2 separate regions of the Homo sapiens genome follow, and region 2 is linked to region 1. A link is a loop called in an ENCODE intact Hi-C map of the cell type or tissue named here. Cell type or tissue: OCI-LY7. All regions are shown on one strand. Links, peaks and the distances in the headings refer to the core of each region. The heading gives the core; the rest is flanking DNA.

Region 1 (15,646 bases), core at 3,474-8,473:
ACCACATTTTCTTTATCCAGTCCACTATTGATGGATGCTTAGTTTGACTCCATGTCTTAGCTATTGTGAATAGTGCTGCAATAAACATACCACTGCAGGTGTTTTTTTCGATTGAACGATTTATTTTCCCTTGGGTAGACACCCAGTAGTGGGACTGCTATATTGAATTGTAGATCTATTATTATTATTATTATTTTGTGTGTGTGTATTTTTAGTAGAGACGGGGTTTTGCCATGTTGACCAGGCTGATCTCGAACTCCTGACCTCAGGTGAACCACCGGCCTCGGCCTCCCAAAGTGCTGGGATTACAGGCGTGAACCACCGCACCTGGCCAATCTATTTTTGGTTCCTTGAGAAATCCCCAAACTGTTTTCCACAGGGGCTGAATTAATTTACATTCCCCTGGCAGTGTGTAAGCGTTCCTTCTTCTCTGCAGCCTTGCCCGCATCTGTATTTTGACTTTTTAGTAATGGCCATTCTGACTAGTGTGAGATGCTCTCTCATGGCAGTTTTGATTTGCATTTTTCTGACGATTCGTGACGTTGAGCGTTTTCTCATGTTTTTTCGCTGCTTGTACGTTTTCTTTGGAGAAGTGTCTGTTCATTTCCTTTGCTCACTTTTTAATGGAGTTTTTTTTTTTTTTTTCAAGAGAGTCTTGCTCTGTCGCCCAGGCTGGAGTGCAGTGGTGCACTCTTGGCTCACTGCAACCTCCACCTTCTGGGTTCAAATGATTCTCCTGCCTCAGCTTCCCAGGTAGCTGGGATTACAGGCGCCCGCCACCACGCCTGGCTAATTTTTAGTAGAGATAGGGTTTTGCTGTGTTGGCTGGGCTGGTCTTGAACTCCTCCTGGTCTGAAGCAATCTGCCCACCTCGGCCTCCCAAGTGCTGGGATTACAGGCGTGAGCCACCGCACCTGGCCTTGTTGTTTTTTCTTGTTGATTTAAGTTCCTTATAGATCCTGGATGTTAGTCCTTTGTCGGATGCATAGCTTGCAAATACTTTCTCCAGATGGGCTCGTTTTGGAGGTGACTTCTGGGCCAGACCTCCCAGGCTCTAGTTTTGTTTCAGGGTCTGTGTTCCTCACTGCTTTGAGCTCTGGAGCAGCCTGTATCTGGCCATTCTCAAGGTCAGGGCTGCCTGTGAGATGGCTGGAGGGGACGCTGCCATGGAGCCCTCAGCCTTTTGTCCAGAGCATGTCCATGGTGGGCCCCGGCTGCTCAGGGCTTTTCCCCACACCAGACCTTGGTCCTGTTGTCTATGGTGGAGGCAGGGCTGGGCTTTCTGGCCTTACTGTCTGCCTATCCAGGACCCTGTCTCTGCAACATTCCTTGATCAAGCACTTCCTACACGCTCCAGGCTCTGTGGATGCAGGAGATTCAGGAGCGGGTTCTGACGGAGAGGGGAGCAGCTAAGCCAACCTTGCCGGCAGACACCAGTGATGAGGTGGACGGAGCGGCCGGCGGTGGTCAGCACTGAGACCCAGGAGGAGAAGAACAACGCTTCACGCCTGGACATAGGTTTGCAGTTTTGAGAACACATCCATTCTTTCAACAACACTTATTAGGCACCAACTGGGTACCAGGCATGTGCATAGCAGTGCCTAGGAAGACAGGGTCCCTGCTCTTTGACATTTAAATTCTGGTAGGAGTTCCCTGTGGCTGCTATAAGGAATCACTGAAAACCAGGTGGCTTAAAACAACAGAAGTGTACTCCCTCACAGTTTCGGAGCCAGGAGTCCGAGGTCAAGGTGTCTGCAGGACCTCCTTCCCTAAAAAGGCTCTGTGGAGGGTCCTTCCTGCCTCTTCCAGTCTCTGGCGGCTCCTGGAGTTGCTTGGCCCATGGCTGCGTCATTCTAGCCTCTACCTCCCTCTTCAGCCTTCTGGCCTTCTCTGTGTCTCTGTATCCAAATCTCCCTCCTCTTTTTTTTTTTTCTTTTTGAGACAGGGTCTTGCTCTATTGCCCAGGTTGGAGTGCAGTGGTGTGATAACAGCTCACTGAAGCCTCCAGCTCCTGGGCTTAAGTGATCCTCCTCCCTCAGCCTCCCGAGTAGCTGGGACCACAGGTGTGCACCACCATGCCCAGCTAATTTTTGTATTTTTTTGTAGAGATGGGGTCCTGCTATGTTGCCCAGGCTGGTCTTGAACTCCTGGCCTCAAGTTATCCTCCTGCTTCGGCCTCCCAAAGTGTTGGGATTACAGGGGTGAGCCACCGTGCCCCGCCTCCCTCCTCTTTACGTGGACACCATCACTGGATTTGGGGACACACCCTAATCCCGTATGACATCTTAACCTGATTACATTGGTAAAGACCCTATTTCCGGATAAGGCTACAGTCACGGCCACTGCAGACTTGGGCACATCTTTCACGGGGAGGTAGTCCGGTCAGTCCAAGAAAACCATGCAGCAGCTGAGAAGGGAGAAAATGCGGAGGCCGAGGCGGGCCTGAGCCCCATACCAGGGGAGGGGGGGAGGGAAGCGGGAGGGGGCAGCAGAGGGAACACCGCCACTAAGGCCTTGCACAGAAAGAGTTTTGGGGACCAACAGGGGGCCAGTGTGGCTGAATATAGCCAGTAGGAGGAAGAAGGTTCTGGAAGGGGCCAGGCCATGTAAGCACGGCAGATTGTTCTCATTTAATTCCAGCAGCAGGGGATCAGGTGCTATGGCTCTCACCTGTTATCCCAGCACTTTGGGACGCTCAGGTGGGAGGGTTGCCCTGGCTTAGGAGTTCAAGACCAGCCTGGGCAACATAGCGAGACCTCCTCTCTACTAAAAAATAAAATATAAAAAAATAAATAATAGTAATTCCAGGCTGGGCGTGGTGGCTCACGCCTGTAATCCCAGCACTGTGGGAGGCTGAGGTGCATAGATCACTTGAGGTCAGGAGTTCGAGACCTGCCTGGCCAACATGGTGAATGAAACCCTGTCTCTACTAAAAAAAAAATATACAAAAATTAGCCGGGCGTGGTGGTGCAAGCCTGTAATCCCAGCTACTCGGGAGGCTGAGGCACGGGAATCGCTTGAACTTGGGAGGTGGAGGTGTAGTGAGCCGAGATGACGCCAATGCGCTCCAACCTGGGTGACAGAGCAAGACTCCATCTCAAAAAAAAAAATAAAAAAAAAAAATTAGCAATTCTGGTAGCTTCCAATGGGAAGGTCTCAATCATCACAGTGACACTCCAATTTGTGTTCCAGAAAGATCCCTCCATCAGGGCGCTCTTCATTCGAATCCATGGATAGAGAATTCAGGGAGTCTGTGAATGTTGAATGGAAAAAAAAAATGACATCTTTATTTTCCCTACCCCCTAATGGAAAGTGAGCATTTCCTTGCCTTATGAATGAATGGAAGAAAAAAAAAAACAAAACTGCAGAGGCATGATGCAGCGCCTGGGACACGTTCATCAGTAGAAACACGGGGGTCTTCCCATCCCACTGCAGCTGCCGCAGGTAGCGTGAAACACCAAGCATGCTTGTCACAACTCCAGAATAACGACAGCTGTTGGCCCCACTGCCAGAGCTTGTTATTCAATCCTGTGATTTAATACATTCACTCACCACACACACAAAAAAGCATGCAAATTACCGGATTACCCATTTGCTCTTTAAATATTTTGATAAGAAAGTTGGCTTCCTTTGCGATCCTGTGTGTTTTATTTCATGCATTTGAAAATGTTATTTTGAGAAGGGAGTCTCTGGGCTTTCAGAGGCTCAGGGGAGTTCATGGTTCAGATGGAGCAGAGGGTGGGGCTGGAGAGAAGCAGGGGATTTGAGGTGTCTGTTGGGGTTCAGCTGGGAACCGGGGATGAGGCTTGGGCTTTAAGCCTGAGTGACTGGTGGGTGGGGATGCCATTGGTGGAGGGGGAAGAGGAACAGGTTTCCTCTTTCCAGGGAGAAAGTGTTGGGTTTATTTTTAAAAATTATTTATTTTTTTGAAATGGAGTCTCCCTCTGTAGCCCGGGCTGGAGTGCAGTGGCACGATCTCGGCTCACTGCAATCTCTGCCTTCTGGGTTCAAGTGATTCTTCTGCCTCAGCCTCCCAGAGTAGCTGGGATTACAGGCGCCTGCCACCATGCCCGGCTGATTTTTTTTTTTTTTGTATTTTTAGTAGAGATGGGGTTTCACCACGTTGGCCAAGCTAGTCTCAAACTCCTGACCTCAGGTGGTCCGCCTGTCTTGGCCTCCCAAAGTGCTGGGATTACAGATGTGAGTCACCGTACCCGGCGGTTTGTTTGGATTTGGACACTGAATTTGGGGAAATCCAAGCAGAGATGCCAAGAGGACCTGGCTCTACTAGGCTGGCCATTTAACAGCTGGGCTGGAGGTGCCTATGTGGGGGTCCCCTTGCATGTGGGGGGGTCCCCTTGCACGGGCTCACTGGGTCCTCACAGTGACTTCCTGTGGCTCGTCACCCAGCCTTTCTAGTGTGACGTTACCTCCCTGGGCTTACAGAAAGCTGTCAGAGAGCTCAGATGTGGCCATTTCCAACCCTGGGGCTCCACGTCATCCCACAATATGGGCATCTCCCAGCCAACAGACACCCTAGGACTCCTCACTGTGAAATCACATGGGATGGCACATCTGGGGGCCCGGCTACTCCATCACCAAGACCCCAGGCCAGGCGTGGTGGCTCATACCTGTCATCTCAGCACTTTGGTAGGCTGAGGTGGAGGATTGCTTGAGCCCAGGAGTTTGAGACCAGCTTGGGCAACATAATGAGACCCTATTTCTTAAAAAAAAAAAAAAGAAAGAAAATTAGCTAGGTGTGGTGGTGCGTGTGTGTGGTCCCAGCTACTCTGGAGGCTGAGGCAGGAGATTGAGCTCAGGAGGTCGAGGCTGCAGTGAGCTGTGATCATACCACTGCACTCCAGCCTGCGTAACAGAGCAAGAACTTCTCTCAAAAAGAAAAAGAAAAAGGAAAAAGAAAAAAACAAGACACCTAATGTCCACCTGGGCCTTGGCTGGTAACAGCCAAGCAGCTAGTGGTCTAAAAGCCTGTGTGTGTGTGTTTCTTTCTGTTTCTCTTTTTCTCTCTGTTCTGTTTCCCCTCTTCCTGTTTCTGTCTCTCCCTCCCTCCTTCCCTGCCTCCTTCTCCTTCTCTCTCCCTTCCTTGGTCCTTCCTCTCTGTGTCTCCTTCTTCATCCCTTCCTCCGTCCCTCCTCCTCTTCCTCTTCTGTCTCTCTGTCTCCCTGTCTCGCACACACACAGAAGCAAATGCAATTTCACAGCCTCATACCTGCGTTCGTATCCCACCCATCATACAAGCTAGGAGGGGCACACAGCGTCGGTCAAAACAACATCAGAACTGAATGTGACATGTAATAAGGAAGAAAGACAATCCTGTATCAGAGACTCATTTCCAGTCACCCCAAGCCGCGTGGAAACTTTCAATACAATTTTTAGCCAAGCACCTGGGGTTTCAAAGCAGACTGTGCTGAGAGGAGAGGGTGTGAGCCTTTGGCCCCCTGTTCACAAACAGCTAATTTTAGTAGCCAAACAAACCAGAAAGCCCCCAATCCTTTCTCCTCTCTCTCCTCCACGCCCCCGCCTCACCCACCTGCTTCCCGGCGCAGCTGCAGCTCCTGCCCACAGCGTGAGCCCCAGCTTCCTGCCAAGGGCCCCGGCTGTCTTGCCTTGGGGCTGCCAGGGAAGGACGATACCGAGGAGTTCAGGGACCCAGGTTGGGGTGCTCCTGTGCAGAGGACCTTGTTGGCACCAGGGGCCTTGTTGACCCCAGGGGCAGTGCAGGAAGTGGGCCATGCTGGGGACCCTCAGTCAGGACCAACCTCTCCATATCTGGGTCTGCAGGGAGGAGGGGCCAGGGCTCTGAGCTGAGCCCCCACATATGTACCAGTATTGGTGGCCCACCCTTCTCATTCTTTTTTTTTTTTTAAATTTTAATTTTAGTTTTTTTTTTAATTAAAAACTTTTTTTTTTTTTTTTTTTTGAGAGAGAGTCTCACTTCATCACCCAGGCTGGAGTACAGTGGCGAGATCTGGACTCACCGCAACCTCTGCCTCCCGGGTTCAAGCAAGTCTCCTGCCTTAGCTTCCTGAGTAGCTGGGACTACAGGCACACACCACCACGCCCAGCTAATTTTTTGTATTTTTAGTAGAGATGGGGTTTCACTATGTTGGCCAGGCTGGTCTCAAACTCCCAACCTCAGGTATCTTCCCGCCTCCACCTCCCAGAGTGCTGGGATTACAGGCGTGAGCCACTGCGTCCGGCCCCCACCCCTCTCATTTTTCAGCACTGCCTCCTGAGCACCTGGGAACTCCAGTCTTCCTGAATTTTGTCTGACCTTGACCTCTGTCCTTGGACCTGATGCACACCTCAGTGAAGCTTGTACCAAGTAAGCCCTGAGGCGGCCGTGAGAAGCCCTCGAAAGTTCCCCTGTTCATTATTATAGTTACTTTTAGAGACAGGGTCTCACTCTGTGGCTCAGGCTGGATTGTACCATCACGGATTACTGTAGCCTTCAACTCCCGTGCTCAAGTGATCCTCCCACCTCAGCCTCCTGAGTAGCAAGGACTACAGTGTGTGTCACCACGCTGGCCAATTAAACTTTTTTTTGCAAAGACAAGGTCTCACTATGTTTCCCCGGCTGATCTTGAACACCTGGCTTCAAGTGATCCTCCCACCTCGGCCTCCCAAAGTGCTGGGATGAGAGGTGTGAGCCACTGTGCCCAGCTGGAGGTTTCTGTCTTCAGATCTCAGCTCTGTTCCCAGATGTGAGACCCCCCTGAGCCTCAGTTTCCCCATCTGTAAAGTAGGAATGATGGTCACCAGGGGAGCAGGTCTGTGCTGGGTTTGTAAACACCAGGTGTAAATGGGCAGGTGCATGGTAGGTACCCTTGTCTGCTGGAGGGGACCGTTCTCTTTGCCTAGTTTGGAGGTCACCTTCAAGGTTAGAAGACCCAGAGGCCTCAAGCAAAAGGAGCTGCAAGCCCCACTCCGCTCGCCCAAAGCGGGCACTCAGAGGCATGTGTGCGGCAGTGACGGTAATGGGATGTGATGGGAGATCAATGGGAACACAGGCAGCTGCCTGGGTAGGGCTGTGGCTATCCCAGCCCTGGGGTTGCTGCTCTAGTTCATCAACAGAGATCTGATAACAAGAGGCCAGGCCAGGTGCCGGGGCAGGAGGGGAGCTGCCGATGGCAAAGGGACTCAGGCCCGTGGGGAGGGGGAGCCCTTTGACCTCTTAGGTGAAGCACTGCTAGACCCAGCTCCCCAGAGGCCCCCCACCGTGAGCTGGCCATGGGCAAAAGAGACGTCTGCTTTCAGTTTCTGATTATTACTATTATTTTTTGTTTTTGAGAGGGAGTTTCGCTCTTGTTACCCAGGCTGGAGTGCAATGGCGCGATCTCGGCTCCCTGCAACCTCTGCCTCCCGGGTTCAAGTGATTCTCCTGCCTCAGCCTCCCTAGTAGCTGGGATTACAGGCGCTCGCCACCACGCCCGGCTAATGTTTGTATTTTTAGTAGAGACGGGGTTTCAGGTTTCACCATGTTGGCCAGGTTGGTCTCAAACTCCTGACCTCAGGTGATCCACCTGCCTCGGCCTCCCAAAGTGCTGGATTACAGGCGTGAGCCACTGCACCCTGCCAGTTATTTTTAACACACAAAAATTCAATGAAATCCGTGGATCGGGAGAAAAGGTAGGTATGACCTGAGGAAGGGTTGCCCAGGGAGCCGTCCACTTGCCCTCTCGGCCCCTCCTCTCTCTCTGAATTGCGTCTCCAACCTGCCAGAATGTCCCTATGAGCCCTCTGGTGTTTTTCTTGAAGTTTATTGTGTTTTCCTCCTCAGCGTACTGGTCGGTGAAGGCCTGGGGGAATGAAATGTGTCTTGAGAAAAGCCTGGGTCACAGAGTAGGGTGGGCCACGTGGGATCTCGGGAGTGGGTGTCCCTGGTGTGCCCCCTACTGGTGACCTCTTCCCTGAGGATGGCCAGTCCCCACAACCCCGCTGAACGCACAGGCCTGGGCAGCCACCTTCCCGCCATGTGACCCTGCCTGGTCCCGCAGTGAGTCGAGCCGGAAGCCTGCTGGTCCAGTCAGATTCCTCCTGCAGCACTGGGCTGGAAGCCATATGGATATGCGGGCTGAGTATAAAAATGGTCACTGGAAGCAGACTCAGAGAGGAGAGAGAGGATCCCGTTGTGCGAAAGGCAGAGATGAGAAGAACCAGGTGTCCCCTGTCTGGGAGAAAGTTGTAGACAGACGTGCTAGGAAAGGTTCCCTGCTGGCCCGGCGCAGTGGCTCATGCCTGTAACCCTAGCACTTTGGGAGGCCGAGGCAGGCGGATTGCCTGAGCTCAGGAGTTCAAGGCCAGCATGGGCAACATGGTGAAACCCCGTCTCTACTAAAATACAAAAAAATTAGCTGGGCGTGGCGGCGTGCACCTGTAGTCTCAGCTACTCAGGAGGCTGAGGTAGGAGAATGGTGTGAACCCGGGAGGTGGAGGTTGCAGTGAGCCGAGATCGCACCATTGTACTCCAGCCTGGGTGACAGAGTGAGACTCTGTCTCCATAAAAAAAAAAAAAAAAAAAAAAGTTCCCTGCTCTCTGGGGAAAAATCCTGATTCATGGCTTTTGCCACCTCCCTGGTATAAACACCTCCATCATGCCAATATCAAGCTGCCCCTGTAAAGTCACTGAATAGGGACTTGGGAAGAGGTATCCACAATCGGCTCTTGCTGGTCTGGGCTGGGTGTGGCCTCGGTTTCTGATAGTTTCACTGTCTTCATGGGGCCTGGAGGCTGTCCACTTTCTGGCCATGAATCTTGTCCGCCCCTCCAAAGGTGTGACCCAAGGGCAGTCTCTCAGAAGTGTCTGAAGCCAAGAAACACAGCCCAGCAACCAAGTAAAGGAACTCGAAGACTTTTGCTTCTTGGCCAGGCATGGTGGCTCATACTGGTAATCCCAGCACTTTGGGAGGCCGAGGCAGGAGGATCATTTGAGGCCAGGAGTTTGAGACCAGCCTGGCAGCATAGTGAGAATCTGTCTGCATAAAATATTTTTTAAACATTTGTCAGGTGTGGTGGCATGTGCCTGTAGTCCCAGCTACTCTGGAGACTGAGGTGCGAGGACTGCTTGAGCCCAGGAGTTGGAGGCTGCAGTGAGCCATGATTATGCCATTGCACTCCAGCCTGGGTGACAGAGTAAGACCCTGTCTCTAAAAAAAAAAAAAAAATAAGGAGAAATCCTAACTGAGGAGGAGGCCCTCCATTTTTGCTTTGGGCACCAGCATGTGAAGATGTGATATCTGGATTGGTGGCAGCTATTTTGTGATAATGAGGCAACCTACCTGACAAAACCAACAGTTTTCTTGAACAATCTGTTCTGGCCAGAAAGAGCCTGCTTCCTGCATGACACCAAGCAATTGAGGCTGAGTTCCAGGTGTCCCTTTTAAGTGGATTATGTCCTCTCCAATTTGCCACAGTCCCCGCCTGTCCCTATTGCATTACTCTGGTCCACTTCACTCATTTACATTCTTGCTGGCACCTGGGCAACTCCAGTGGCAATGTAATAACTTGTTTAATTGCATGCCTATCCCAACAAGCTGTCAGCACCTTGAGAATAGGGACTGGGGCTGATAAATCTCTGGGCTCTTGGACCCATCCCTGTGGTTCCAGGGACATGGCAGGAACTCAGCGACTGTCCAAGGCAGGGCAGGCGCATAGAAGTATCTGCAATGATGGAAATGTTCTCTAATCTGCTCTGCCCCATACCGTAGCCACTAGCCCCATGAGGCTCTTCAACATTTGAAATGTGGCTCATGTGACAGAGGAATTGGATTTTTATTGACTTGTAATTAAAACCCAAATCCCAAATTCCTCGGGGAGGTGGAGTTGAGGTTTGGCGACCCTGCGATTAAACCCCTTTCTCTGCTGCAAGCTGATGCCTTGGTGTATTGGCCTGCTATGTCCAATGGGCAACAAACCCATTAGGGTCACAGAGCCAGGGAGGCAGACGGTGGGGCTTGGAGCGGTAACTGCTCTTCAACTGGTAAGGAAGAATCCAGTATTTTCCCCAATGGATCAGCTCTGCCAAGGCCATGACTAGCTGAATCCATGACTGGTCCCTGACCACTCTTTCCAGGCTTCGAACCTCAGCTTCGCTTTTCCTCTACCCACAGTCTACGAGGACACACTCAGTGAGATCTAACTCATCCTTCAGGCCTCACCTCTGACCCTCCCGCTTTGAGCCCCTGGCGGAATTGATCGTTCCTCTCCTACCCTTTCACCAGAACCCCTTCCCGTGGGGCATGTTCACCCTGAGGATGCCCTGAAATTGGTCGGTGAGTGAATGTTAGAACAAGTGAAGGAAAGTTGGGGGGGGCCCTGCAGGCTGCCCCTCCTGACGGCCTTCCTCCTCCTGCAGCCAGAGGGAAAGGAAAGATTCGCTTTTGTTCATGCTTTTTTCTTTTTTCTTTTTTTTTTGAGATGGAGTCTCGCTTTGTCGCCCAGGCTGGAGTACAGTGGCGCAGTCTCGGCTCACTGCAAGCTCCGCCTCCCGGGTTCACGTCATTCTCCTGCCTCAGCCTCCCAAGTAGCTGGGACTACAGGCGCCCGCCACCACGCCCGGCCAATTTTTTGTATGTTTTAGTAGAGATGGGGTTTCAACGTGTTAGCCAGGAGATTTAGCTAGGATGGTCGCGATCTCCTGACCTCATGATCCGCCCACCTTGGCCTCCCAAAGTGCTGGAATTACGGGCGTGAGCCACCGCGCCCGGCCCACGCGTTTTCTTTTTTTTAAAAACAATGGTGCAAAAGTACATATGACCTAAACTTCACCATTTTAACGATTTTAAAGTGTACAACTCAGTACATTCACAATGCCGTGCAATCAGCATCACTGTCTAGTTCCAAACAGTTTCATCACCCTAAAAAGAGACCCTGCACTTATGAAGCAGTCACTCCCATTCCTCTCTCCCTGACGCCTGGTAACTGCTAATCTTTTTTTTTTTTTGCCTCTAGGGATTTGCCTATTCTGGACATTTCATATAAATGAAATCCTACAATATTTGTCTTTTTGTGGCTGGCTTGTTTCACTGAGCATAGTGTTTTCAAGGTTCATCTAGGTTGCCATGCGTATCAGCATTTCGTTCCCCCCCTTTTTTTTTTTTTTGAGACAGGGTCTTACTCGGTTGCTCAGGCTGGAGTGCAGTGACACAATTAAAGCTCACTGCAGCCTCGAGCTCCCGGGCTCAAGCGATCCTCCTGCCTCAGCATCCCAGGTAGCTGGAACTATAGGTGTGCATCCCCAAACCCAGCTAGATTTTTTTTGTTTTTTATTATTTTTATTTTTTTTGAGACGGAGTCTTGTTCTATCACCCAGGCTGGAGAGCAATGGCACGATCTCGGCTCACTGCAACCTCCGCCTCCTAGGTTCAAGCCATTCTCCTGCCTCAGCCTCCTGAGTAGCTAGGATTACAGGCACATGCCATCACACCGAGCTAATTTTTGTATTTTTAGTGGAGACAGGGTTTCACCATATTGGCCAGGTTGGTTTCAAACTCCTGACCTCAGGTGGTCTGCTTGCCTCAGCCTCCCAAAGTAAGTGCTGGGATTACACGCATGAGCCACCATGCACAGCCTGTTTTTTTTTTTTTTGTTTGTTTGTTTGTTTGAGATGGAGTCTCACTCTGTCGCCCAGGCTGGAGTGCAGTGGCGCAATCTCGACGCACTGCAAGCTCCGCCTCCTGGGTTCACGCCATTCTCCTGCCTCAGCCTCCAGAGTAGCTGGGACTACAGGCGCCCGCCACCACGCCCAGCTAATTTTTTGTATTTTTAGTAGAGATGGGGTTTCACCGTGTTGGCCAGGATGGTCTCGATCTCCTGACCTTGTGATCCACCCACCTCGGCCTCCCAAAGTGCTGGGATTACAGGCATGAGCCACCGTGTCCGGCCCTGTTTCTTATTTTTAGTAAAGATGGGGTCTTGTTATGTTACCCAGGCTGGTCTCGAATGCCTGGGCTCAAGCCATCTCCCATCTTGGCTTCCCAAAGTGTTGGGCTTACAGGCATAAGCCACCATGCCCAGCCTCATTCCTTTTCATGGCTGAGCAATATTCCATTGTGTGGATGGACTATATTTTGCGTATCCATTCACCACTTGATGGACACTTGGCTGGCTTCCACCTTCTGGCTGTTGTGAACAGTGCCGCTGTGAATGTGTGTGTACAGTTGCCTGTACAGATGGAGAGGAGAGGAGAGGGGAGAGACAGTGCCCGTGTTACCTGGGTTTCTGGCTGAGTGACTGAGTTAAGGGTGGGCTGGGGAGGAGAGGGGCAGGTTTGGGAGTAACAAGGTGAGTGGGTTTTAGGCCTGTGTGGACTGGATTAGTGTCCCTCACAGGATGGGGGGGTGGGGATCAGTCTGTATCTTGTAGAGGTGGTGGGGTCCCAGCACCAAGCGTCTCCCCAGACTCTCCCGGGGAAGAACCACCGTGGTTCACAAACCACATGCACTACTCTGCAGTAAAGAACAGCGGCCCTGGGACCAGGTTCCCAGAGCTTAGGGTGTAACCGAGACAGGTGAGTCCACCATCCACACTGACCCCTGCCCCTATGGTTGGACAGGCCGAAATGGAAACGTCCCAGGCCAGCGCCGCCAGCCTGCTGTGGCCATCACGAAGCCCCGTCTGTGTGCGTGCACCCTCCGGGGAGGGCCGTGGGGCTCCCTCCAAGGAAATCAGTGCATGGCCCCTCTTGGGGGACTATCTTGCAGAGAAGAACTGTTCAAAATGATGCTCAACAGTGATTCCCTGGAAATGACGGCTGTCTACCAACAAGGACTGGTGACGGAAGGACAGGCCAGCACCGGCAGAGCACCACATGGCTGTCAAAAGGAATGCGAGAGGCCGTGCGGTGGCTCACTCCTGGAATCCCAGCACTTTGGGAGTCCGAGATGGGACCATCTCTTGAGGTCAGGAGTTCCAGGCCAGCCTGGGCAATGTAGTGAGACCTCGTCTCTACAAAGAATGTTTAAAAATTAGCTGAGCATGGTGATGCATGCCTGTAGTCCCAGCTACTAGGGAGGATGAGGCTGGAGGATTGAGCCCAGAAGGTTGAGGCTGTAAGTGGGCCATATTCATACCACTGCACTCCAGCCTGGATGCTAGCTTAAGAGATATGCCTACCTTGGCCTTCCAAACTGCTGGGATTCCAGGTGTGAACCCCCACACCCAGCCTGTGATGGCTTTTGAGAACAGCATGGTGGCATGATGCCAGGGCTCAAAGACATCTCACTCCTGCATTCACCCCCTCCCCAAAGCAGCCCCCTTCCTGGGTTGGGTGAGAAAACCAGCGTTTCTCAGAATTGTGACCTGGTTAGGTAGAAGCCCAGGGCCAGCGGGCCGACACTACCAGCGGGTGAGCAGACCGACTCTTCCAAGAGAGGAAATCCTGTAATCCCAGCACAGTAGCTGGGACTACAGGCATGAATCACCATGCTCAGCTAATTTTTAAATATTCTTTGTAGAAACAAGGTCTCACTACGTTGCCCAGGCTGGTCTGGAACTCCTGACCTCAAGTGATCCCAGCACTTTGGGAGGCCGAGGCAGGCAGATCAACTGAGGTCAGGAGTTCGATACCAGCCTGGCCAACATGGTGAAACCCTGTCTCTATTAAAAATACAAAAATTAGCCGGGAGTGGTGGTGGTGCACACCAGTAGTCCCAGCTACTCAGGAGGCTGAGGCACAAGAATCATTTGAACCTGGGAGGTGGAGGTTGCAGTGAGCCAAGATCGTGCCACTGCACTCCAGCCTGGGTGACAGAGTGAGACTCTGTCTCAAAAAAAGAAAAAAAAAAAACAAAAACGAAAACCAAAAACAAAACAAAAGCAAAAACAAATGCAACCAAACAAAAAACCACAAACAAGAGAGGAAATTCACATCCTCTCAGTGTGGTCATTATGTCACCCAGCCACCCAGCCCCCAGCCAGCCACTGCCTGGGACACCAACCACTTCCTTGGTCCCTAGAAGAGCAGAGGGGACACACGACCAAAGGCCCTGGGACCCCAAACAGCACCTCAGAAATGGAAAATCCAGCCCCGAGCTTACAGTTGCAAATCAGCAGACCTGGGTGAAGTTCCAGCTTACCAGCTGTGTGACCTTGGTCAAGTCACTTAACCTCTCTGAGCCTCAATTTTCACCTGTATAACATGGAGAAGAGTTTGGGGATAAGTAAAATAACATTTACAAGGTGCTCAGCACAGAGGAGGAGCTCAAAAAACATTTGCTCATATTTGCCAAATCCCAGAGCAATAGTTCTTTATCTTTTTGGGATTGCAACACCCTTTGGGAATCTGAGAAAGGCTGGACTTTCTCCCCAGAAAAGTGTGTGTCTACACATACGACACAATTTCCAGTGCTCGCCTCTCACAGTGGCTCTGGGCTGCGTGGCTGGTGCCCATGGTGTGAACCAAGCATCGTTGTGGCATTGTCGGCTTGGCACAGGCATCCAGAGCCTCGGGCTCCAGGCTTTGCTGTACGGGGAGCTTCCCTGAGCCCTGGGCTGGCTCTGCAGTCAAAACTCAGCTTGCAGGCCCTTGTGCAATACTTGGACTTGCAGGCAGACGGTGCAAAGAGCTCCGTGCCTCCCTCCCCGGCCTCCCAGACCCCACTCGGCTCACCAGGCAGACACAGGGGTTGCTGGCAGCTGAACAGGCAGGACCTGGGGGCTGAAGCCGATGATGCTGGAGGTCTCCTTGGAAATCCTCATGTGGACCCGTCCCCGGGGTGCCAACCCCACTCCCCTGCTGCCTTCACCATTTCATCAGAGAAGGGAAGGGAAGAGGGAACCTCATTCCAGCCCTCGGCCCCTGCCTCCTCTCACCCGCTTATTAGCAATTATCCACCCCACAGCCCTGCACTCTCGATCCTGGTTAAAATCACTCGGGCAAGGCAAGGGGGAAAAGAAACCCCACCACAGATTCTTTTCAGATATCTTTCCCTACGCACAGCTTATCTCCACCCCACTTGTCCTCCCAAATGACATGCAAGCCACCTGTTTGCTTATTCTGCTCAGCCACCCGAGAGTTCTGAAGTCAAACAAATGATATAAATCACTCAGCTGGCTTTTTGTCCGAGACTCCTTCCCGGTCACGTCTGTCCACTCAGCACGGAGCGCTTTACGAGGAAGCACAGCTTCCAGGCCGAAACACGAAGCCCTCGGCTTGGGGGAGGTTTACATTTTAACTTAAGGCTTTCACAAGATGGAAGCTGCAGGCCTTCCGGCCCTAGCATGGCCTCGTGTGGTGGTTTATTTGGCCCTAAATAACGGCAGCTGCACCTAGGAGTCACGGCCTCTCTACACCCAGCACGTCTAGCTTGTTTCTGGGGGCTGTCTTGGAAAAAGCAGCATTGCTCATGGGCTCTTGGAGGGAGACACTGTTTTTCAAGGTGTCACACTCCCTGGCAGACCCGGAGCTGGTGGTGCAGAGATGGATTGTGAGGGAGGAGGCAAGAACAAGGCATCCTCCTAGGACCCCCATGCATTCACTCCCACCTCCTGGAGATTTCTGCTGCTAATTTGTCTTCTGTAGGTCAAAATGCCAGAAAATGCTACAGGCCACACAGTATTTTCTTTTTTTGGAAGAGATCTTTATTAATAGAGTGCTTTTATTAATAATTCATACCTTGTCTAAGCG
Region 2 (15,646 bases), core at 6,554-11,553, 190 kb after region 1:
TGTCACTTTTACATTATGCAGACAGACCAAATTAGCATTTAGCAGAGAAAGGGGCTTCTTCTTCTTCTTCTTTTTTTTTTTTTTGCAAATCATATAACTCTAAATTACCTTCAATTTCCCAAATGGAATTTGGCTCGAGATTCACTCTGGTATGGAGTAGTCTGTAATGAGATTATATTATGTTTGGGGGAAAACATTCAAATGACCAAGATAATTAATTTTGCATAACAACCAACATAGAGCAAGCTCCAGAGCTGGAACTCAAAGCCTGCAACCTGCAGGGGCCCCTGGGGGTGATCAGAGTTCTTTCAAAATACAGCAACAAAGGCCATTCTGGGGACCCGTGCAATGCCCGGGTTTGAAAGCTGGAAATGTCGGGTTCTTTCTCCTCTGGCTACTGTCTTCATATTTTCTCAGCAGCTGTGATTTGCTGTAGGAGCTGTCCTGGGTTTGGAAAGACAAAAGGAGCCCGATGGCTCAATAGAGCATTCTGGAAGAGCTTTACTGGGAGGAATTTTTTGAGAAAAGTCCCTAAGATTTCAAAACGTTTGGTGCTGTTTCAGGGCCCAGCTTAGGGTAGGGTGGTGTGTGTGTATGTGTCTGTGTCTGTGTGTGTGTGTGTGTGTGTGTGTGTGTGTGTGTGTATGTATCTTGAAAAGGAAAGAATAAGATCAAACCCTCCTCTTGTCTTTGAATCTTCATTGTCAGGTGGCTTTATTTGCATGATATCAGACTTGTCTGAATATCTGGGAAGAACCTGACACAGCGGCAATTTTCTGGTTCTGATTCATTGTGAAAATCACCTTGGAAATAGCCAGGACCTGGCATCTCCCCACCTCCACCCCTTGCACCTCTTGGCTGTGTCTCATTCTAACACAGTTTAGAATATGCATCAGCCTGGGAGCCAGAGAACCTACATTTTCACTTAGGCTCTGCCTCTAGCTGCCTGCATGGTCTCAAAAATAAATTCCTGCACCCAAACAAATCCTTGTCCGTGAATGTTCACAGCAGCACTATTTGCAATAACCAAAAGGTGGGAGCAACCCCAATGTCCACCAATGAATGAGTGGATAAATAATTGTGCGGTAGCCATACAATGGAATATTACTCAGCCATCAAAAGGAAAGATGCACTGACACACACTACAATGTGGATGAAACTCGTGGACATCTTGCAGAGTGAAAGAAGCCAGACACAAAAGATCACATATTGTATAATTCCATTTACATGAAATACTCAGAATAGGTAAATCCATAGAGATAGAAAACAGATTAGTGTGTGCCCGGGGCTGCAGAGCAGGAGTGCAGAATGACAGCTTAATGAACGTGGGGCTTCATTTTGTGCTGATGAAATGCTTTGGAACTAGATAGTGGTGTCGGTTGCACAACATTGTGAATGTACTACATGCCACTGAGTTGTAAACTTTAAAGTGAATTGTGCAATTAAAATGCTTACTTTTATATTATCTGAATTTCACCTCAATAAAAAAAAAAGTTCCTCCCATCCTTGATCTCACACTGGATCTTGGGGTCTTCATCTGGGAAAATTAAGGTGTTGGACTAGAAACGGGGATTGCAAACTCTTACTCTATAGACCACATTTGGCCAGCAGATATTTAATTGGGCCTTAACAGTGTTTTTTAACACATTCTAAATCTGAATTCCTTTTTTTGACGGTCAGTTTCCAAAGATGAGCCTCCCAGCCCAATGAGCTATCCCTCCTGGTATCCATGCAATGGGGTGGCCACCTCCAACACTGAATCCAGGCTGGCCTTTTGACCAACAGAATGCAGCAGGAGTGACACTACATAATTCCAAAGCTGGACCTTAAGGTATCTGCAGCTTCTGCCTTTATCTCATGGGATGCTCCCTCTCTGAACCCAGAAACCATGCTGTGAGCAAGCCCTCGCTGCATGGGGAACCACATGGAGAAGCCCCCACAGAGCAGTCCATGCCAACTGCCAGCCATGTCAGTGAGCAATCTTGGACGTTACAGCCCAGCTGAGCCTCTGAATGATACAGCCCTAGCTGATATGTATTCATAGAGAGAGCAGAAGAACCACCCAGCTAAGCCCAGGCAACACACAGAATCATAAGAAATAATACAATGATTATTGTTTAAGCCACGAAGTTTGGGGGTGGTTTCTCACACAGCAACAGATGACAGGAACAGCTTTGACTGCTTCTTTGGCTTGTCACAGTCCTCATCTTATCTCCTACACCTGCCCACTTCATACATCTGAGCTACCTGCCTGGCCCCTGCAGGCAGCTGGCTCTGCAGCCCCAGATGTGATGATGATCTCTAGGTTCCCATCCAGGTTTGCCAAGTGCATATTCTCCATGTTCCAATCTGAGCACATTGAGCATTCATGGCCAAGATCTTTCAGTGGGTGGATAAGACTGAATTCTCCAAAGACATAGGACCAACATGACATACATATGTATGTGTGTGTGTGTGTATATATATATCTATACGTATATGTAGGTATATGCACGTGTGTGATGTATTATGTGAGAGAGACAGAGTGAAAGAGAGTGAGATTTATTTTAGGAAATGGCTTATGCAATTGTGGAGCCCAGTAAGTCCAAAGTCTGCAGGGAAGACCAGCAAGCTTGAGGCCCAGGGAAGAGGTAATGTTGCATCAATAGCCTGGACAGTTTGAAGAGAGTCTGCAGGCAGAATTCCCTTTTCCTTGGGGAATGTCAGTCTTTTGTTTCTCTCTCTCCTTTTTTTTTTTTTTAGTCAGAATCTCGCTCTGTCACCCAGGCTGGAATTCAGTGGCATGATCTCGGCTCACTGCAACCTCCACCTCTCAGGTTCTAGCGATTCTTGTGCCTCAGCCTCCCCAGTAGCTGGGACCACAGGCATGTGCCACCAAGCCCGGCTAATTTTTAGTAGAGATGGGGTTTCACCATGTTGGCCAGGCTGGACTCAAACTCCTGGCCTCAAGTGATCTGCCTGCCTCGGCCTCCCAATATGCTGGGATTACAGGCATGAGCCACCACGTTCGACCTCTTTTTTCTGTTAAAACCTTCAGGTGGTAGGATGAGCCTCCACCCACATTATGGAGTGGGGTGGTAATCTGCTTGACTCAAAGTCTACTGACTTAAATATTCATCTCATCTAAAAATTCTCTTTACAGCCACAGCTAGGCTGCTGTTTACCATATATCTGGGTACCATGGCCTGGCCCAGCTGACACATAAAATTAACCACGCTGGGGGGTAATGAACCAACTCACTGACTCCCATTTGGCTTGCAGATTCCCAAATTAAACTTCTCCCCGGGGTCCTGTGGATCCCTTCTGCATTTCCGGGTGTACCTGACCCCACTTTAGCATGCTTTGGCCCCCAGTGGGCCTGCACCTCACCTCTCCCTCGGGCTCCTGGAGATGATGGCCTGGAAGGCACAGGTGGCTGGAGTACTTGAGGGCTGATGTTCCCCAGAGGGACACTTGGCCAATGAGTGAAGAGGTTGGGGGCGGGAGGGCAACTTGGAGCCCTAATTCTCCCTCCAGTGCTCCCTCTCCATGGGCCCAGGCTGAAGCCACAGTCCACAGAGCCTTCCCGGACCTCACAGCCTTGCCGGGCTCCACCCCTTCCCTGCCAGCTCCCCGCTCTCCCTCACTCCCTCCCCAGTTTCTCCTGGGGTGCCCCAATCCTCATGTCAGATCCGTGTCTGCAGAACACAACACAGGACAGACCATCACGTGAAGAGAGGAAAAACATTCATTAAGGAAAAAAATCATTGAGCATTGTCTTCTGTGCCAAGCATGATCTCTAGACATGGGAGACAGGGCAGTGAACCAAGCTGACAAAATTCCCTGAACTCCTGAAGCTGACATCCTTCCATTCGGATGGGACTCCAAAGTTTTTCCAAGCGAGGAGTAGAGTATATACGTCTATGCTGAGAGCGCTGGCCTTACTCTGTTATTGTCAGTCCGGCCTTATCCCTACAAGGACTTGGTGAGAAGGCAACCCTCTGCTTCAACTTGATTTGTGCGTTTTGTGTCTCCCCGTCACCATTTCAGTTTCTTGCTCTTACAAATAAAGGAATAAAGTGCACATTACACGCAGCCACCAGTGCCATGCAGGTCTCACTCTTTATGCAGCATAACCAAGCCCTGAAGGCTGTCTGTGCTCCCCGTGCTGCTAGTGAGGGTGGATTCGAGGCTGCCAGCACGTCCAGACCACCGGCATGTCCAGACCCCCCTTATCTCCTCATGCCTTCTTCCTGCAGCCTCACCCCAATCCTACTGAAGCAAGATCAAAGCACAAATAACTCCCAATGTGGGCCTTACTGTTCCTTCCCATGATCAGAGGTCATGCGTGACCCAGAGCGACACGCAGTGTGATCACTGACATCATAGACACATGTAGAGATGCGTTGGTGTTTGGTGACGAATATGGAAATTCAATAAAAGGCAAGTTAATTAAAACAGAACAAGCTGTGGCCTGGGGCAGGGAAATGTAACTGCTGATTGTGTGACGGAGAGTTCAGCTACAAGGGGAGTGGGACGTTTTCTCTCTTTCTTCCTGTGTTTCTTTGGAGTCTGTTTGGAAAAGGCAGATTCTGAGTTTGAGGGGTAGGGAGTGAAGGTTCCAGGCTGGGATGCACGTGCGTGGTGCACATGTGTGTGGCTGCTCCCTGTGTGGGTTCCAGATGAAGAAGCACTCACAGCCCATCAGCTCCTTGACAACCAGGAGGACAAACCTGGTTTGTCCTTGCTTAGAATCCCAGTGCAGACGCGGTGCCTGGCACTGACTAAGAGTATTTCTTACTCATGCCAATAGTGATGTTTTGAAACAAAACACCCTGGTATGGGTTGAATTGCGTCTCGCCCCTTCCCAGTTCGTATGTTGACATCTTAACCCCCAGGACCTCAGAATATGACTACATTTTGATATAGGGTCTTTTCTGAGGTAATTAAGGTGAAGTGAGATCATTAGGTTGGGTTCTAACCCAATAGGACTGGTGCCCTTATAAAAAGAGAAGATCAGGCCGGGCATGGTGGCTCACACCTGTAATCCCCACACTTTGGGAGGCCGAAGTGGGCAGATCACTTGAGGTCAGGAGTTTGAGACCAGCCTGGGCAATATGGTGAAAACTCATCTCTACTAAAAATAAAAAAATTGGCGAGCCTGTAATCCCAGCCACTTGGGAGGCTGAGGCAGGAGAAGCACTCAAATCCAGGAGGCAGAGGTTGCAGTGAGCCGAGATTGCACCACTGCACTCCAGCCTGGGTGACAGTGTGACTGTCAAACAAACAAACAAAAAAACAAGAAGAAGAAGAAGAGAAGGGAAGATCAGGCCGGTCACAGTGGCTTATGCCTGTAATTCCAGCACTTTGGGAGGCTGAGGAGAAAGGATTGCTTGAGGCCAGGAGTTCGAGACCAGCCTAGGTAACGTGGTGAGACTTCTCTAATAAAAATAAAATAAATCAGCCAGGCATGCTACCATGTGCCTGTAGTCCCAGCTACTCAGGAGGCCGAGGCTGGAGGATAGCTTGAGCTCGAGAGGTGGAGGCTGCAGTGAGCCATGATCATGCCACTACACTCCAGTCTGGGCAATAGTACATGACTCAAAAAATTAAAAAAAAAAAAAAAAAAAGGAGATCAGGACACAGACACACACAGGGGGACAGCCATGTGAGGACACAGGGAGAAGATGGCCTCTACAAGCCAAGGAGAGAGGGCTCAGGAGAAAGCAGCCCTGCAGACACCTTGATCTTGCACTTCCAGCCTCCAGAATTGTGAGAAAATGAATTTCTATCGTTTAAGCTGCCCGGTCTGTGGTATGTTGTTTTGGTGGCTCTAGCAAATGAATATATACCCCAACCATTTATCATTGCTCAGGGGTCTATGGGTGGGAGGGGTGGCTCTGCTGAACCGGGCTGAGCTCACCTATGCCAGAGCTTGGGTGGCCGTTGGCAGGTCCTTGATGGGCTATGATCCACATGGCCTCCCATGCTCCAGCAGAGAGCCCGGGCTTGTTGTCATGGCAACGGCACGGTTGCAAGACAGAGGGTTCTAGTGCACAGACTTCCTGAGACTTAGACTCCCAATGGGGATGTCATAACTTCTGCTGCCTCCTATTGACCAAAGCAAATCACATGATCAGCTTAGATTCAAGAGGATGGAAACAGACCCCATCCCTTGGTGGGAGTTGCTACACAGTCAGAAAGCAAATGGTTTAGAAGGCCTGGATTTAGAAAGGGGGCTAGAGAAACAGGGTTAAGTTTGCCATCAGTCTAGAGGATTACTGAGCATTTCCTTTTGAATGTAAGAATCTGAACTTAAAATGTTTGAGTAATCTGGCTAAAATGTTTGAGTAATCTGGGCCGAGAGTGGTGGCTCACGCCTGTAATCCCAGCACTTTGGGAGGCTGAGGCAGGCAGGTCACGAGGTCAAGAGATCGAGACCATCCTGGCCAACATGGTGAAATGCCATCTCTACTAAAAATACAAAATTAGCTGGGCGTGGTGGTGCACACCTGTAGTCCCAGCTGTTCGGGAGGCTGAGGCAGGAGAATCACTTGAACCCGGGAGACAGAGGTTGCAGTGAGCCAAGATCATGCCACTGTACTCCGGCCTGGTGACAGAGTGAGACTCCATCTCAAAAAAAAAAAAAAAACCAGCTTGAGTAATCTGGAAGCCAATTATCCACACTAAAAAATTATCCACATTAATCGGGAAGCCAATTATCCACATTAAAAACATTAATGGCAATTTGCTTGGCAAAGGCAGACTCTGAGTTTGAGGGGTAGGGAGTGAAGGTTCTAGGCTGGGATGCGCGTGTGTGGTGCACATGTGTGTGGCTGGTCCTGGTGTGGGTTCCAGATGAAGAAGCACTCCAGCCCATGAGCTCCTTGACAACCAGGAGGACAAACCTGGTTTGTCCTTGCTTAGAATCCCAGTGCAGACATGGTGCCTGGCACTGACTAAGAGTATTTCTTACTTATGCCAACGGTGATATTTTGAAACAAAACACCCTGGTATGGGTGGAATTGTGTCTCACCCCTTCCCAGTTCATATGTTGACATCTTAACCCCCAGGACCTCAGAATGTGACTACATTTCGATATAGGGTCTTTACAGAGGTAATTAAGGTGAAGTGAGGTCATTAGTTTGGGTCCTAACCAAATAGGACTGGTGTCCTTATAAGAAGAGAAGATCAGGCTGGGTGTGGTGGCTCACACCTGTAATCCAAATACTTTGGGAGGCCGAAGTGGGCGGATCACTTGAGGTCAGGAGTTTGAGACCAGCCTGAGCAATACGGTGAAACCCCGTCTCTCCTGGAAATACAAAAATAAGCTGGGCATGGTGGTGCACACCTGTAGTCACAGCTGTTCAGGAGGCTGAGGCAGGAGAATCACTTGAACCCGGGAGGCGGAGGTTGCAGTGAGCCAAAATCGTGCCACTGCACTCCAGCCTGGCGACAGAGTGAGACTCCACCTCAAAAAAAAAAAAAATTTTTTTTTTGAGTAATTTGGAAGCCAATTATCCACACTAAAAAATTATCCACATTAATCAGGAAGCCAATTATCCACATTAAAAACATTACAAATTCTCGCTGGAGCCCAAAAGTTTGAGGCTGCAGTGAGCTGTGATTGCACTCTAGCCTGGGTGCCAGAGCAAGACCCTGTCCCCAAAATAGTAAATAAATAAGTAAATAAGTAAATAAATAAAATGATTCTTGGCTTTACAGAAGGATTCACCATAGGATCACCCAGTTACAGAAGCATCCCAGTGTGTCTAAGGGATCACTGGCAGGGTATTCACTCCTGGCTGGGATCGAGGAGATTGGAAGTACTTACGAAGGACAGAAATGCTTAGAAACAGAGTTAGGAGGCCCTGCCAAGCAGCCATCAATCAGAGAGGAAGATATGCCTCCCTGAAATTAAGTCCAAAGGAAAACCCAGAACTGACCCACATTCTCAGTGACAGGGTTTTTAAGGTTTATGGTGTATCCCAGGAAATCTATACATGTTAAATAACAGAGGTGGGATAAGCCCTGGTTTGAGGCCAATAAGAAAAGCTCTATCTCGGCTGCAAGAGTCAAGATTTCAGGCCAGTCACTGTGGCTCACACCTGTAATCCCAGCACTTTGGGAGGCAGAGGTGGGAGGATCGCTTAAGCCCAGGAGTTCAAGACCAGCCTGGACAACATAGTGAGATCCTATCTCTACGAAAATATTTTAAAAATGAGCCCGGTGTGGTGGCACATTTGACCTGTAGTCAAAGCTACCTGGGAGGCTTAAGCAAGAGGATCACTTGAGCCTAGGAGTTCAGGGCTGCAGTGAGCTACGATTGCACCACTGCACTCCAGCCTGAGCAACGAAGCGAGACTCTGTCTCTAAAAAATAAAAAGATTTCAGGCTGCAGCTGAAATGCCACTTCCTCCCAAAGCCCCTGTCTGGGTCTTCAGCCAAAAGCAAGTGGCCATGCTCTGGTTTCTCAGACTCCTGAACTCCTCTCCAAAGTAGTGCTTCTCACACAGGGCCAGTGCACGTGCCCCTGTGCGCTTTGCCGTTTGCGGATTGCAAACCGCATGAGGGCAGGAAGTTACTGGGATCATTTTCCCAGCAAGTGGGAAGCCCACCATAGACATCTGTCCATTGACCTCCCCGTGCCCCCTTCCTTCTAAATCCCTTTGCTTTCTGACTTGGTAGCATCTCCTACCACGAGGTGGGGTCTGTTTCCCACCTCTTGAATCTAAGCTGATCATGTGATTTGCTTCAGCCAATAGGAGACAGCGGAAGTTATGACAACCCCATTGGGAGTCTAAGTCTCAAGAAGGCTGTGCACTAGAGCCCTCTGTCTTGCAACCCTGCCATTGCCATGACAACAAGGGGGAAGCGCTCCATTTGCTTTTGGGGAAGAAACTGAGAATAACCGCGTTGAGCAAAGTACAACATCCCTCCTCGGCAGCCCCATTCCTTTAGGAAAGCCTTGGAAAGAAGCAGAGATTTATTTACAAGGAAATAAAAAGGTTTGCATTTATAATGGGCTAGGTACCATTTAAGTGGGTGCTGTCCTCAGCCTGCCTGCCAGGGATGTGGGAGAGGCAGATGGTGAAACTGTGATTGGCTCTGGAAGCTAAAACTAATACAACACTCCCTGCCCACCCCACCAGCTGAGGTGCGGCACCAAGGAACTCACTCTGGGGGGATGTCCTAAACCAAACCCTGGTTTGGTTTATAGCTTGTTTGAACTCGACTTTGTCCAGCCAAATGTTTCTCAACAGCTCTGAAATATGTGAGCACATTCCTTGAATGCTGGTAATTTAGTCCCAATTGCTACTTGCTGGTGGAACACAGCAACTGAAAATAAACAAGATTCATACTTATTTTCAAGCACGTTGCAATATGAGCAAAATTAACTTTGGTAAACAAGACCCTCCTGAAAAAAGATCGAGTTGGTAGAAACTGCTCTGTACCCTGAAAACTAATTCTGAGGCTGAAAAGACCCAGTAATCAAAGGCAAGAATAGCAATTTTCAGGATGGTAATATAGCGGGCAGATCGGAGCCGGGCCAGGGAGCGCGCCACTCTCTCAGGAGTACAATACAATACGATGCAATTAATTTTCCTCCACCATCTTTCATGTAGAAGTTTAACAAAATGCTCTGCAGCTAATTACCAACTTCCTATGCAAATATAAGCAGAGTGTGTAGTTTGCAATTCATCAAATGGATACAGTGAGAAGACACCCTAGAAGACACAGAGATGGGGAGATGGCCCAAGGAGAGTGTTGATGGCACCATTAACCAGGAGCTGTTGGTCTCCTGGAGGGGGCAATGTAGGAACCAGTGGGGGTCTGGGTATCACCAGGAAGCTGAGCACAGACAGGCCAGGATGCCCTGGTGAGAATGAAGAATCAGACATCTCATGGACACAAAGAAGGAGTCAGAAGCAAGGAAGAGATGCCAGTCCTGATAGGGGGTGTGTGAGATGCTGAGCTGGTTCTGGAGGGGGTCGATTGAAATTCTGATGTGGACAAGATGCCACCAAGGTCTGTGGTGACAGCAGATGGAATAGGCATGCATGTCTGGATGAACATGGAGGTGAATGGGTGTGGGTGTCCCGGGATAGGGGGCCTGCAGTGGGACAGTGCAGAGACGGGGGACAATGATGGGCCCTAGAGAGTCCCTGGAGGTGGTAGTATGGAAGCGGGGGCAGAGAAGTGCTGGGTAGAGAAGGGCAGTGTCCCTGGCAAAAGCTCCACCCTTGGACCTGGGCCTACGGACCTGAATGAGGACAGGTATTTCTGTTTTCACACTCGAAAAGTTGTCTTTTGGCCCACCACGCTGCCCATCCTGTGCCCATAAAAACCCCAGACCCTAGCGAGCGCAGACACAAGTAGCTGGACATTAAGAGGAGCAGAATAGCACACCAACAGACACCAGCAGACGCTGGCAGCCAGTGACAGCAGAACTACGCTGACGCCAAGGGGAATTTGGCCGGGGGTGGCTGCAGGAGAGTCCGGCTGCTGGGTGGCCTGACTCCAGGAAAAGACCACCTTCCCACTCCATTCCCCTTCTTTTTCCCTATCCATCTTGCTAGGAGCCACCTCCACCACTCAATAAAACCTTGCATCCAGCCGGGTGTGGTGGCTCACGTCTGTAATCCCAGCACTTTGGGAGGCTGAGGTGGGTGGATCATGAGGTCAGGAGTTCAAGATCAGCCTGGCCAAGATGGTGAAATCCCCGTCTCTACTAAAAATACAAAAATTAGCCGGGCATGGTGGTGGGCGCCTGTAATCCCAGCTACTTGGGAGGTTGAGGCAGAGAACTGCTTGAACCCAGGAGGCGGAGGTTGCAGTGAGCCGAGATCATGCCACTGTACTCCAGCCTGGGCAACAGAGCGAGACTCCATCTCAAAACAAAAACAACAACAACAGCAAAAAACCTTGCACCCATTCTCCAAGCCCATGTGTGGTCTGATTTTTCTGGTACTCTAAGGCAAGAACCTGGGATACAGAAAGTAGCGCTCTGTCCTTGCGATAAGGCAGAGGGTCTAATTGAGCTGATGACCACAAGCTGCCTGCAGACAGCAAAGCTGAAAGAGTGTACTGTAACACACGCCCACTGGGGCTTCGGGAGCTGTAACCCCTCAACACTAGATGCTGCTGTGGGGTCAGAGCCCCAAAACGCTCCCCACGAACTGCCTGTCTGTATGCTCCCCCAGGGGTTTGGGCAGCGGGGCACCAAAGAATCGAGCCGTACTCCTGTCACAATGCCCTGAGAGGGGGATAAGGGAGGTTCTCCTGTTTCAGTGTCATCAGTGACCCTGTCCCATCCAACACCCCTTCATGTTCCTGACATCAGAGGAAGACACAATCCCGGAGTTGGAGAAGAGGACCAAGACTGAACTGGGAATTTTAGGTGACAATATTCTAATGACATGTCAGGGGTGACACTGGTGGGATCCTGAGGTCACCAAGTGATAGATGGGAGCGGTGACCAGAGCTTTACAGCCTACAAAGGACTCTTAGTGGTCAGGAGGCAGGCAGGTATGAAGGCCCCTTGTCCCTTGTCTCATCTCCAGGCCGACAAAATCAGGGCTCAGAATAGAAGACTCATTGGGAAAAACATGTACAAGGCTGATTCAGGAATTCAGGTCCCTGATTTTAAATCCAGGGTTCTTAGGATGAAAACAACTTCCAGCTTAAACCTGATAAATTGCTCTGAAATGAACCCAATGAAAGCAAAAATAGAAATTAATATACGAAAACCCGAGTGTGTTCAGAATGCTAAGCATTCTGGAAATAATAGAGGAAATCAGTCAAATCAGTTGTTGGCATCTTATAGATCAAAAAGGAAAAAAAAAAAAAAAAACAAGAAAGAAACAAACCCAAACAGAAACCCAATGAATGAAGTGATATTTTCCCTCCGCGTCAGCTGTTTTGGTGTTTTTGTTTGTTTGTTTTTTTCAGAGCCCATTGTCAGGAGAGCATAGTTCTGACTAATGTAGGTTTAGCCCATTTTTGTTTCAGAAATTGTAAAGAGGATCTCAGAGATTCACGGATGGAGGCCTAGGGGTACTGCCTACTTACCTGCAAACCAGCAAAGAGATGATACAGGCTCCTACCTCAACACTTCAAAGTCCTTCTTCTTTGAAATAGCTGAAAGATGGAGCCAAAAGCACGTGAGAGTCAAGGTCAGACTTAGCTAATCTCCCGCAGGTAATGCCTTTCACCTTCATAAAGAGAAGAATTACAACACTGTCTTCCCGCATGTCCTCAGCTGATGGCCAGAGAAGAGGAAGATAATATTTACTATTTTGTCCTTACAAAATGCACACAGATGCCGACCGTATATTTGAAAAGCAGGGGCTTAATATTTTGAGATGAGGTGTGGGACCGGGAAAATGTGGACGATCTCACCTTATTCATTTATCTAAATTTGACAGTGGAACCTTCTTCCACAGAACTCAATGTCACACCCGCAGAATGCCGGGGCGTGAAACAAGGCCACTGTTAACACGAGGAAGAATTACTTACGATGTATTAACAAGACAAAAAAGTCAGGAGAAGTGGAAGAAAATGATGAGACTATCAGCATTAGTTCCTCGCTGGCTGAGTTTAGTCTGAAATGACAGCTTTGCCCGCAGGCTACAAAGCAAGCATTCAGAGAGATTCAGGAGTGGTCTTGCTTTCAAATTTTGCTGAGCTGAAGAGTGTCATTTTTCATTTTCGTGTCTTAGAAGCCCATGTCCACACCTTCTCATGGTAGCCTTGCCTGCCTCTCTCCCTGAGAAATGTCTAGGCTTCTTAGATTGCAGCGGCAAATCAAGGTGGGCTCCTCTTACCTGGGGGAGAAAGCCTAGACTCCAACCCCAGTGGAAGCAACCACCGTGCCATCAGGGTGCCACTGAACAGGGCTGCTGGCTGCAGGAGACGTGGGTTCTCTCTTTTCACCTTGAGGAAGAGCTGCCCAGCCCCACACCTTCCCCTGTGGAATTCTCTCGGGTGATGCTGTCATTGTCCTACCCTGGCAGACCCTCCTTGGAACAGGTGTGTGCTTTCAGCCACCGAGTTTTGCCAGAAGCTCAGGAAATCTGTATCTTCACTTGCTGGCATTGACGGATGATCCTATCGGTAGGGGGAAAATGCTATGGTCATGCACTGATGATGTGGTAGGAAAGAATTTACTGCATAAACATCTACTTTCTGAGAAGGGCTGGGAACAGAAGGCCACAGGGGGTGAGAGGGGTTTCTTCTCCCTGTCAGCCGGCTCTTAGTTTGACCTGCCATTCAGGGCTTGGACACAAAAGACAAAACAAGACAAAACAAAACAAAAACACTCAGAGCTCCGGAGGTCTTTGTCTCATGTCCATGGCCATGCCCGGAGCCAGGAATAGGAGCAAGCTGGTCATTCTGACCCCAGACCCTGACATGGGGTAAGCTTCCTTCAGAGGGCTGGTGAAAGCTTTGTCTTGGTGTGGCAGGAACTAAGAATGCAAAAAAGAAGGAGAGTGAGGCCAGATGTGGTGGCTCACGTGGGTAATCCCAGCACTTTGGGAAGCTGAGGCAGGTGGATCATGAGGTCAGGAGTTCAAGACCAGCATGACCAAGATGGTGAAACCCCCATCTCTACTAAAAAAAAAAAAAAAAAAAAAAAAAATACAAAATTAGCCGAGCGTGGTGGCAGGTGCCTGTAATCCCAGCTACTCAGGAGGCTGAAGCAGGAGAATCCCTTGAACCTGGGAGGAAAAGGTTGCAGTGAGCCGAGATCGAGCCATTGCACTTCAGCCTGGGCGACAGAGTGAGACTCTGTCTCAAAAAAAAAAAAAAAAAAAAAAAGGAGACTGAGTGATTGCCGTTGGTGCAATGGAACCACCAGAGGTTTCTGGCAGAGACAGCCAAAGACCTGGTGTGTCCTCCCCTGGGGCTCCTCAGGCCCTGGCTCTACAGAAAGACCAGCATCAAGCATGCCTTTGCCCTAGGTGGAGGCTTTAGAAAGCAGGGTGGTTGCTAAGGGCAGATGCCAAGCACTAATACCTGCTGTCCTGCCTTCTTAATAGACCTTCACCCTCAAACCCTTTCATTTTTACAAGACTCCTGCCTGCCGCAGTTCCCATGTTGGGGAGCCAGTACTCACGGGAGACATTGTTTTAATCTTATTTTTAATTTTTGTGGGTACATAGTTGTTGTATATATTTATGAGGTACATGAGATGTTGTGATCCAGGCATGCAATTCATAATAATCACATTAGGGTAAATGGGGTCTCCATCCCCTCAAACACTTCTCCTTTGTGTTACAAACAACCAATTTTAGTGTTTTGATTACTTTTTTTTTCTTTTTTTGGAGACAGAGTCTCCCTCTGTTGCTCAGGCTGGAGTGCAGTGGCATGATCTCGGCTCACTGCAACCTCCGCCTCCCAGGTTCAAGCGATTCTCCTGCCTCAGCCTCCTGAGTAGCTGGGATTATGGGCACCTGTCACCATGCCCGGCTAACTTTTCTATATTTAGTAGAGATGGGTTTTTGCTATGTTGGCCAGGCTGGTCTTGAACTCCTGACCTCAGGTGATCCACCTACCTCTGCCTCCCAAAGTACAGGGATTACAGGCATGAGCCACCGTGCCCGGCCTCTTTTGGTTACTTTTAAATGTACGAATTATTTTTGACTACAGTCACCCTGTTGTGCCAGCAAATACTAGGTCTTATTCATTCTTTCTAATTATTTTTTTGTGCCCATTAGCCCTCCTCACTCCCCCTCACGCCCCCTCCCACTCCCTTTCCCAGCCTTTGGTAACCATCCTTCTACTTCTCTATCTCCACAAGTTCCATTGTTTTAAATTTCAGCTCCCCAGTGGGCGGCTTTCAAGAAGACCACTAACTGAGTAGAGTTCAAGCTGGGGCAAGTCACTTGACCTCAATTTACCCATCTGTACAATTGGAGTGACAGAGCCTACCTCGCAGGGTGGCTGCAAATGTCAGAAGACACCGCACGCTGGAGCTCAGCGCCCATGCACAGGGACAGGTGAGGGGTGCCGACAGTGTCAGCGAAGGGTCTGGGGACCAGCAGGAAGCAGGAATGATGGGATGTGGTGGGAAGGGAATGATTCTGCTGAAAGTGGGGAGGCACCAGAGGGTACCTCGTTAGCAGCTTGACCGGGATCATGGCCAGCTCCAATTGGTCTACACGAATGGTACTCTGAGGGTCATTTGTCATGCAAGTAACCCCTGCCCTCCCACCTTCTGGCTTTTAATATATTAGCCCGGGAAATGCCCGGCAGGAACGCAAACCGCTGGAAAAGATCTCTGGGTTGCATTCCAGGCAGACGGCAGTGGTACCCACTCCCCGTCTCCACCAGGAGACCCCTCTGGAGGGAGGTGGCCGGGTCAGGCTCAGCTTGGGGCAGCGCATTCTTTCTCGGTCCACTAGGGGGACATTTACTAAATCCCCACAACCTGCAAATTCCATCCTTGCTGGGACAAATGGCTCCCTCGTGTCTCTCAAGACCCACTGCTGTTTGTTAACCTGCTGGACAGCCAATCTCTTATAGCTTTCAGGGGACAGGAACATATCAAGTTCTTTCCTTTTTTATTTTTTTAAACAGTGAATGTGAATGTACTGCAGATTTCCCGTGAAATGCTCCATCGTGGGAGTTACTAACTGATGAGTGCATTCATTCGTTCCTTCAT

The links. A loop is a pair of places that touch in the nucleus more often than their neighbours do. Peaks named below come from ENCODE experiments on the same cell type or tissue, not always from the same donor. Only the 100,000 strongest peaks of a DNase experiment are listed, where the experiment ranks them.
Region 2: a loop joins it to region 1, with 2.7 times the contacts of the local background. A loop is called at or near these places in 2 of 110 quality-filtered maps.

Annotation. Positions count from the first base shown.
Region 1 is chr7:2,889,263-2,904,908 of GRCh38, forward strand. No RefSeq gene overlaps it. Among named protein-coding and RNA genes, the nearest start is that of CARD11-AS1, 47 kb to the right of the region's middle. RefSeq lists an enhancer at 7,611-8,112 and a silencer at 11,472-11,721. In OCI-LY7, for the core only: CTCF peaks have their summits at 7,938 (motif pointing left) and 8,141; DNase peaks (open chromatin) are centred at 3,529, 4,429, 4,979, 5,489 and 2 weaker places; H3K4me3 peaks cover 2,338 bases; H3K27ac peaks cover 3,898 bases.
Region 2 is chr7:3,074,301-3,089,946 of GRCh38, forward strand. No RefSeq gene overlaps it. Among named protein-coding and RNA genes, the nearest start is that of CARD11, 38 kb to the left of the region's middle. In OCI-LY7, for the core only: a CTCF peak has its summit at 8,789; DNase peaks (open chromatin) are centred at 8,381 and 8,741.